3 separate regions of the Homo sapiens genome follow, and regions 1 and 3 are each linked to region 2. A link is a contact called in ENCODE Hi-C or POLR2A ChIA-PET data. All regions are on one chromosome and are shown on one strand. The core of a region is the stretch at or near the end of the contact, and the rest is flanking DNA. Distances in the headings are between cores, read along the strand shown.

Region 1 (2,939 bases), core at 401-2,900, 1.7 Mb before region 2:
TGCAATATTTTAAATATATTTTAGTATAAAGTGAAGGGCCTCTGACGTCCATCTAGTAAGAATCGGGCCACATATTCATAGACTGACAGTTTCAATCTTTGCAGACTTTGTCCTTTGAAGTTTGCTTTGCTTTCTCTTTTCACACTTTGGTAGCATCTTTCAGTTCTCTGCTGCTCCAGAGAGGAACATTATGGCCTCTTGATTGGATGGATAAAGGGTCCAGCCCTGACCCATTGGCTGCTAGAAGGGCCAGGGGCAAAAAGATGACCCCATTAACCACCTTTTCCACCTGTACTTCAGTCTTACTTGCAAATTGTTTTTTCTCATGTCTTTTCATCATAGTCTATACAATCATCTTGTCAACAAGTTATCGTAAAAATTGTTGAAAAGGATCTATTAATTCTCAGCCCAGAGGCTGTCCTTTGGATTTCTTTGTGACTATTGCTTTGGTCTTACATGTGGCTGATATCAGCTTGTTTTGAAAATCCAAACACTAGTCCACATTTTCACCTAGTAAAGTCATTGATGCCTTCTTTGTGGCCAGTTATAAGGAGCTTTTTCATCTAATTCATGATGACCCAGGAACCTTACCTCCATGACAAAAATGTTCCTGGAACTCAGCTTCCCAACGTCATCTCTACTTCAGTTCTTTAGGTTGCCAGATGTTGAAGATAAATCACTTTAACTGTGGTTGCATAGAATTGGTTGGGAATCACATGAGTTTCTTCATGTAAAAACTACCAAGACCTCTGCTTTGGGTCTAGATCCTGGTTTATGCTGCCTTCTTCAAAACTAAGGGGAGATGCTGGGACTTGCTGTTAGCTCCATTTTTTTTTTTAATTGCATGATTCTCTGACTTTGCTGAGGAGTTGTAGATCCAAGTTCAAACATACATTGGCAACTACACCCAAATGCAGCCAAGATACAAGGGTCTACATGTGATACAGGGTCTAATTAGCCATGTGACTTTGGACAGGTCATTCTCTCTGGCTTTGATTTTCTCATTTGTAAAATGATGTATTAAATTGGGGCAAAAGTAATTGCAGTTTTTGCCATTAAAAGTAATGAATTCGGTTCTTCCTAATAATTGAATTAGGTTCTTTCCAGGCCCTTTTCTGGTTCTTTCCATTTCTAAAGGTCTATGATGAATAGGCCAACCATGTCATCATGGGTTCCAGCGCAGCACCCTAGAGCCCCACACCTCATTCCTGGCAGGCACGCACATCTCCAAATAGGGCTCCTTAGTTTTTAAAGAAGGGAAAACGGATAAGGAGAACTGAAACCCACATACTTTCAGTTCTGACTTTGTGAGTTTTGAATTTAAATGCTTTCTCATATGAAACAGTGAGTGGGCAGAAGCATTCTACAAGAAGAGAGCCCTGAAGTTAGATGAGCAATGAGCAATCCCTTTCTGTTGGTGATTCTCTTTTGAAACAAAACGCATCACTGCTCAAAGCTCAACTGCCAAAAAAAAGAAAGAAAGAAAGAGGGAGAGAGAGAGAGAGAGAGAAAGAAAGAAAGAAAGAAAGAAAAGAAAGAAAGAGAGAGAAAGAAAAGCTAAGAGTAAGGAGAAAAAAGAAAAAGAGAGAGAGAACCCACCACCCTGTGCGAACAGCACAGCTGAACAAAGGGAAATAGAAGGTAGTGGCATGTGAATCCACGTGGCCCTTTGCCAACCCACTTGCCTCTCACGCTGCCACACTTGCATATATCAGGGTAATTTCTGGGATGGAGGTTTTTACTGAGCACTTGTTGGCAGAGAGATTTTCTCCCAGTCTCATGACGTTCACAAAAAGCTAGTACTGAGAGGAAAAAACTGCTGGGACTTACATGTAATAGCATCTTCCAAGCAGCTCTATAAGATGACTAACATTTCAGCTGGACACGAGACAAAACTTGGCACCAGAAATGGTGGATGATGGTGCACCACCACTGCTTCATGCAGCCCACTATCGAGGCAAGGGGGTCTGAGCACATTGCCTGCAAATAATATGTTTGCAACTTTTCAATTCATTTGAGTCCTGACTTAAAAAAAAGCGTGCCAGGCAAATGATCATCTGCATGACTTTTCAGAAGGTTTTGCCCTGCTAGCCCTTAAATGATATGTGAAAACAAATCAGGGAGTTGGGGCCATCTGAAATGTAGCTTGAGAGGGTAAGAGAAGATGGAGAGACATGCTAAGGGTTTAAATAGGAGGAACCAATGAGGAAAAGCACATGACACTATTATAGTGGAATTTTGCCTTTTTTTGGCCATTCCTGTATTTCCATAGTTGTAACCATTTGTTACAAGCTATTCCTCTGATTTTTTTTTTTTTTGCATCTTATAAAAGTGAGGAGTCTATAAAAGACAACATTTTGTAGGCCTGCAGCCTTTGCATCTAGTTTTTGGAAATAAGTTGTTACTTATCTGCCTATGAATGCCTTCTCCCAGCTTTCCTCGAATTTTTTGAGGGATGAGGAAAAATTAGTTTCCTTTTAAAATACGGAACCCCTGGAGAACATTTGTTTCTCAGAGAATGATAAACAAGGAAAGGGGATGTGATGCATACAGCAAATTTAAAAACATTATCAGGCTGGATGCAGTGGCTCATGAAGCTTGCATTTTAGTGCAAAAAAACAAATAAATATATAATGTGGCAAGTGTATTGCTAAGCATTTTAGAGAAAAGTGAAATAGGATAAAAGGATTAGAGAAGAAATGGGAGGGTGGAGGGTCCATGCTATGTTGTAGGTCATGATTGTAAATACCATTAAGTCTAGTTTCCATTCTCCCTCTGTGCAGATGAAGAAACTGAGGCACTAAAGGAAGACATGACTGCCCAGGGTCTCCCAGCTGGCTAGGCACCCACTGGGAATGAAACCCAGCTCTCCTGACCCAAGACAAGCCCTCTTTTCTCCCATCTCGACACCCGCACTTGGAAATGGGTTGCTGCAGTAG
Region 2 (3,229 bases), core at 83-2,582:
GAGTCACAGAATCTTAGAATAGCAGAACCCTTGAAAATTATCAGCCCGATCCTTTTATATCCCAAGTGGGAGTGTGAGACCCCAAATCGTGAGATAATGTGCCCAAATTTGCAATGTGAGCCAGTGGCAAAGCTGAGGTCCACATTTTTGGCATCTTCTCATGGCTCTCTCTAACACAGCCTTGCTGCTTTCTCTTACTTTAGATAGTCATACTGGATTGATTTCCGCCAAGGGGCTGAGATTGATCTAAACTTTCTGAAGCAGATGTATGCAACTGATATGTTAGAAACTGAGGCACTCAATGAGCCCAACCAAAATATTTTCACACTTACACTTTATCTTTTAAGCATTCTGTACACTTCCATATTGAAAAATAATAATGCTATCTGATGGCATGGCCTTTTATTTCTTCAAAGAGCTTACACATCTACTTATGTCATTTTACTCAAGAGGCAGTAGGATTTCTTTTTAATCATTACAGACTCCTGTAGGCTAGTATCTATTGCAAATAGGTATTTAACTATTAATGGGTGATTTGTGCTTCTGGTTTTTTTGTTAAAGAGAAAGGAATGGAGCTGACTTGTATCAAAATGCTGCTCAACTATAGGAAGTGGATACAGTAGAGACATAATCTTTGGTAATTTATAACTAACAAAAAGTGAGATCAACAGCCCAGCCAGAAGCTTTTGAACCACATTAATTACAAACCTTTGACTGACCTGTAGCTCCTTTTCTTGTTTTCTCCTCCCCACATGGAACCTGGAGCGTGGTGGATGCCTGGAATTTTTCCATTTCAGTTTCACTTTGAATAGTATGAAACAGTAGGTAGCTGATTAACTTCAAGAGCTTTAGGTTAGAACACACTAGGCTTGAGCGCCCAGAGTGCCATGCCAAGAAGGGAAGGTGTCTGGCAAGTTGGCTCCTATCGAGACATCCTTGATGATCTGCAGCCTCCACTGTGAGCTCACATTAAAGTACAGAGCTGACACTAAATCAGTCCACAAGCCAGAGTCTGGGTCGGAAAGCTTCTCGGCTACCACTGACTCTACCATTCAATTGAAATTCATATTTCACACTATACTCTCATATATTAAATACTCTATGGCCCTCCACTAAAGGAATCCCTGTTCTCATCCCCAGGATGTAGCATCACAGTGCTCAGAGGGTTCAGGTGCATTGGTGGAGAAGTTCAGCACCAGAAGGGGCCTCTTTGTATCCTGGAGTTATCACAAGATTCTAGGTATTCTGAGGAAATGATTTCTCCATCACTGCAACTTGAACTGGGCTTCTAAGACTGCCTCTATTTTGTACTCCAGAATCACCCATTCCCTACATATCTTACCCACTGTTCATCTCAGGAGTACATCATCCATAATTGTTATGAGATGATGACGCATCTGCACATAGTCACTTAACACAGGTACACCCACTCACTCTGGTAAGGTTCTGAGTTTGAGAAATGGTCAGGGGTGAAAGGTTTGGCCACTGCTTCCTTCCTGATTTGGCTCCTCATCCCACTATAGGAGGCATAGGCAACTTGGAAATCATAAACCAACAAGCTCAGTCCAGGGAGTGGAGACCTGTCAGCTCTTCCATATTCCTCTACCCATCACTATAAACCTTACCCACCATTCCAAGGCCTTTCCAAATAACAGTTATTAAACTTCCCTCTTTTATTTCCTTGCTTGTAAGTATGAATTTTGAACCTGGGTTAGGGTAGGGAGTAAATGCACAAATAGTATACAAGTAGTCGAGGCACTAATTGCTGACTGAGAAAACAAATGAAGATTGCGGTTATCTGCCATCTATGAACACTTATCTTCACAGTATGTCCATGGCTGCAGGTGTGACAGTGCTACTGTTGTTTCTTGCTTGCCAGTCCCACTGCATGTACCTTCTCACCTCTTTTCCACATCAGATGTTGTCATCTGGTGTAAGCACAGTCTGTGAGTAATTCTTCTGACTCATCGCCAGAGAGGGAGGTTCCCACAGGGGTCAGTGAGGCAGAAAAGCACAGAATTTGGAGTCAAGCCAGATTTAATGCAAATCGCAGCTCAACTATTCTTTTGCTGTGTGATCTTGGTAAAGTTAATGAGTGAACTCAGCTTCCTTATCCTTATAATGGAGATAACTCATAGAATGGTGGTGGTGTAAGCTTTTTGTTGATGATAGTGGTGGTGGTGATTTTGTTCTGTTTTCTTTTTGTAACAGCATATATCAGTCCCCATGATATACAGGAGTGCTCACTGCAATGAAGTTCCATTTATGTGAACTTAGATTATGTGAATTTAAAGCAAAGCAATATAAAAATACTAACAAAGTCTTAGTCCATGCACAAAACATCAAATACAAGATATTTTACTTTACATTATTCCTGTGGGGAAAACTGCCTTGAATTATGCAAGTTTTGAATTATGCAGTGTCTTCAGGGGCTCATCCCTTACAAGCCAATGTGTCTGAGAATCTACAATCTGCCAAATGAGTGTTAAGTTTTATATAAAGTATCTTATTCAATCCTTCAATGACCCCATGAAACTGGAATGTGTGGGCCCCTACTTTGATATGAAGAAATCAAGATTCAAAAAGGTTAAGTAATTTTTCCAAATTCATTGGTCATTCACCTAGGATTCAAATCCAAGTTGGTCTAGCTTCAAAAATATTCATTATTTTTCCTTTTTTTTCTTTCTTCCATATCTTCATAGTCTCCCAGTTTTTCTCTTCTCTTTCTTTCTCCTTTTCTCTCTCTCTCTCCCATGCACACACACACAAACACACACACTCTCTGACTACACAAACATTTATTAAGTGAAGCATCATCTCATCATCTCCCCAAAGCCCATTGTTGTCTTTCCAATACTGAGATCACCCAATTGGGTCTTTTCTTCATTGAGATTGTTTTTCCACCAGTGGGCAATTTGTTCCGAATCCCCACTTCCCCCTTATTCCTGCCCTTGTTAGATAATAAACATACATCACTTGTTTTGTCACTGAAGGTGCAGGCACAGGAAGTAGACTATGGCAGGAATCAATGTGCTTGTCTATCAGCCAAAAATGTAGTGACGTGGCAGACATAAGCACAGGGAAGAAGATGCTGCATTGCCCTACTTCCTCCAGATGCTAACCCCTCCTTCACCTTGACTCTCTCAGATGCCTACATTTGCAGGAGGCTGAGACTTAGAGGTGCCTTTCTGCAGAGTGTCCCTATGGTGCCTCTAACAATGGATATCAC
Region 3 (3,090 bases), core at 506-3,005, 1.0 Mb before region 2:
CAATTTTTTTTTATTTTAACAGGCAAAAGTAAAGATTATCAAGCATTCTTTTCCAACCAAACTTTAGTCAGTCTCCTGACTAGGCCTATCTGTGCACTTCCTTGTAAAATCCAGTTTTAGCAAAAAGCCTTGATAAATCAGTTTAGCCAAAAGCAACCACCCTCAATATCTGATCACCCTTAATATCTGATTTGGTTCCTCATCCTCCACCAACCTCCAGGTGACATCTGATCACCCTGGCCCGTCTTCAGCAAGAATCTTGTCAGGTTGGTTTAGACAGAATCCCCCTTACCCCTGATGTTTCCTCTTAATAATTTTCCATCCACTGACCCCCCTACCTTGCTCCTTGGCTATAAATTCTCACTTTTCCATGCTACAATTGAAGTTGAGCCCAATCTCTCTTCCCCACTGCAAGACCCTGTTGCAGTGGTACCTATGTCTATCTCAATGGTCCTGAATAAAGTCTTCCTTACCATGCTTTAACAAGTGACAAGTGTCATTAAATAATTTTTTTTTTTTGAGACCAAGTCTTGCTCTGTCGCTAGGCTGGAGTGCAATGGCTCGATCTCAGCTCACTGCAACCTCCGCCTCCCGGGTTCAAGCGATTCTCCTGCCTCAGCCTCCCAAGTAGCTGGGATTACAAGCACGTGCCACCACGCCTGGCTAATTTTTTGTATTTTTAGTAGAGACGGGGTTTCACCGTGTTAGCCAGGATGGTCTCGATCTCCTGACCTCATGATCCGCCTGCCTCGACCTCCCAAAGTGCTGGGATTACAGGCATGAGCCACCACGCCCAGCCAAATAATTTTTTCTTTAAAAAGGTATTATATAATCCTTAAACATTTTAGCCCTATAATAGACAGCAAGAAAAAAGTAACCCCTGACAGCTCTGAGCTGCCCCGGCAGTCACAGCTGGGCCTTGGTGCTGCGTGGAACATAAATACTTCACAGAACACCATCAGACGTGGCCACTCTTTGACCAGATGGATCAAGACAAAAACAAGACTCCTTCGTAATCACGTGGGAATGCTGAAAAAACGTAAACATTGTCCAAACCACAAAAATGACCAAACATCCCCTATCCCAGTTAATGAGTCACTGGTCTTGTCTCCCCTCCTTTTAGGTAAGATTTATTATGATACTTAATCATACAATCGCCCTCCTTCCTGCCAGCACCCAGTCCAGAGTATTGGATTGGATACTCTGTTTCCCTGAACCTTTCCCCAAATTACCTTGGGGTAAGGCATCAGCAAAGGAGGCTGTCACATTCGTTCAACCATCACTGTGCTTTTACTGGCCCTTTGCAGGCAAAGAATGAGAATATGCACAGATGAGAAGTCCAGGATGCACAAGACCACTCAATTAACATTTACTACTTTCATATCAACTGATGCATGCTAGGATGCTAAAAACACTTTTTGAATTAATTACTGCGTTAAATAGATTCACATTTATGTCTACAGTTATGTGAACATCTAGCTGAGCACTGTCTTGACTGTCCTGAGTAGAAGCAGAAAAGATAAGTTGTAAAGTACATCAACAAACTTTGCTGCTAAAAAACGAAAGTGCAGTTTCTTTCTCTCGGGCCCGGGGCGGGGCCATGGCTCCTCCTCTAGGAAGCCGCGCGAGCGCAGTCCCACGGCAGCCATTTCCCTAGCGCGCATGCACTGGGTCCCAGGACCACGTGCGCCGGCCTGTGGGCTTGGATTGGCTGAGCCTTGACGTTGTCCCAGTCCCGGTGATCGGAAGTTCTCCGTGGGCACTGGGCGGCTGAAGGCTCCGGAACTGCGCCTGCGCTTTTCGGTGAGTCATGCTTCAGGTTTGCCAGGGCCTGTGTCCCGCAAAAAGGCGAGCCCTTATTCCCAGCGGAAGCCCACCCCGGCTCGCGGCAGCTTTCCGGTGCGCCCTGGGCGGCGTAGATCCGAAGGTGCTCGCACCCCCGCCCCTTCCTCTCCGACTGTCGAGGTCGCCAGAGTGGGCTGAACCCTCGGGACTGTCGCTGTTTGTGTGCTGGGTGCCGGGCCGTCATCCCAAGATGATTAGCGGCAGGCTTTGCATGTTGCTCGACCCCACCCACCGGAACTCGAACCCGGGCTAGACCGGGCAGTTGGGCTGGTCCCTTCCTCTCGCTGCACCTTTACTAGGGGTCACCATTAAGGGAAATGGTCCTAGTGCAGTGCTGAGTGGCTGTTCAGTAACCGCTACACCGCTGCCAACATTTGGCATCGTTTCTCTCCATAGAGGGCGGGGCTCCCTGTGAAGCTGGGGAGCTGTTAAGTGGGTTAGGGCTAGAAAGTTACAGTTTCTCTTTAGGCTTTAAAGAGATCTAAAGATCTGAACAGATCTAGGTTATTTTTGACTTGTTACAAACTTCTGGAAACATTGTTTCCAGACCTTTCCTCTCGTTCTTCTCAGGGTTTAGGCCATTTTTGTGCAGATGTGTGCACCTTGCTTACTATAATATTAGCTAATCTTTATAAGTTTTTATATGGATCCAATACCATATTTCGTGCCTACTTTTCCTGGCACTGTATACACTTTTTGGTATAGGTATGCACCTAAGCAAGCATTATCCATATTAGCATCAGTTCTAGAACCGTGGCGTCCCAATAATGATAGCCATTAGTTACATAAGGCTTGATCACTTGAAATGTGGCTAGTCCGAATTGAGATGTGCTGTAAGTGTAAGACACAGTGAATTTTCGAGAATTAGCATGAAAAAGAATGTAAAATATCTCAATTTGTTTATATTAATCACATGTTGAAATGACTATTCTGGATACACTGGGTTAAATAAAATGTATAATTAATTTCACCAATTTTTATTTTTTAACATGACTACTGGAAAATTTTAAATCATATTTGTGGTTTACATGTTATATATATGTTGCACAGCCCTGCTCTAGAAAAGGGTCAACAAACTATGGCCTGCAGCCAAATCCAGCCTGCCTGTTTTTGTAAACAAGTGTTACCAGAGCAAGATCATGCCTATCCATTTATGTTATTTTCTGTATCTGCTGTTGCTGCTACAATAGCAGCAGAGTTGAGTAGTCCATAGAGATTGTATGGCCTACAAAGCCTAGAATATAT

What was found. Hi-C counts contacts between places; a loop is a spot of excess contacts on that map. ChIA-PET counts read pairs that join two places held with the same protein, here RNA polymerase II (POLR2A). Pooled maps may share reads with other maps.
Region 1: a loop to region 2 is called in a map with no recorded cell type, with 6 times the contacts of the local background. The contact joins two enhancer-like sites. A Hi-C loop is called at or near these places in 2 of 37 single-sample maps with no recorded cell type and 1 of 50 pooled maps.
Region 3: a pooled map shows a loop between it and region 2 (7-fold over the local background). The contact joins the promoter of TCEANC here to the enhancer-like site in region 2. A Hi-C loop is called at or near these places in 1 of 37 single-sample maps with no recorded cell type and 3 of 50 pooled maps. POLR2A ChIA-PET finds 5 or more read pairs at or near these places in 1 of 52 experiments (WTC11).

Annotation. Positions count from the first base shown.
Region 1 is chrX:13,004,526-13,007,464 of GRCh38, forward strand. No RefSeq gene overlaps it. Among named protein-coding and RNA genes, the nearest start is that of TMSB4X, 31 kb to the left of the region's middle. RefSeq lists enhancers at 184-243, 1,577-1,626. Within about 2 kb of position 1,651, at least 11 of the 41 ENCODE cell types and tissues checked have a DNase peak (open chromatin) inside an H3K27ac peak, as active enhancers do.
Region 2 is chrX:14,672,024-14,675,252 of GRCh38, forward strand. The region is part of intron 7 of GLRA2 (glycine receptor alpha 2); the gene reads left to right. Among named protein-coding and RNA genes, the nearest start is that of GLRA2, 140 kb to the left of the region's middle. RefSeq lists enhancers at 1,161-2,360, 1,804-2,098. Within about 2 kb of position 1,333, at least 2 of the 41 ENCODE cell types and tissues checked have a DNase peak (open chromatin) inside an H3K27ac peak, as active enhancers do.
Region 3 is chrX:13,651,386-13,654,475 of GRCh38, forward strand. TCEANC (transcription elongation factor A N-terminal and central domain containing) reads left to right here and starts at 1,756. Exons shown (of 5, transcript NM_001297563.2): 1 at 1,756-1,803. LOC107985657 (a long non-coding RNA gene) reads right to left here and starts at 2,054. Exons shown (of 1, transcript NR_171573.1): 1 at 1,112-2,054. RefSeq lists enhancers at 1,439-1,628, 1,889-1,978 and a silencer at 1,557-1,868.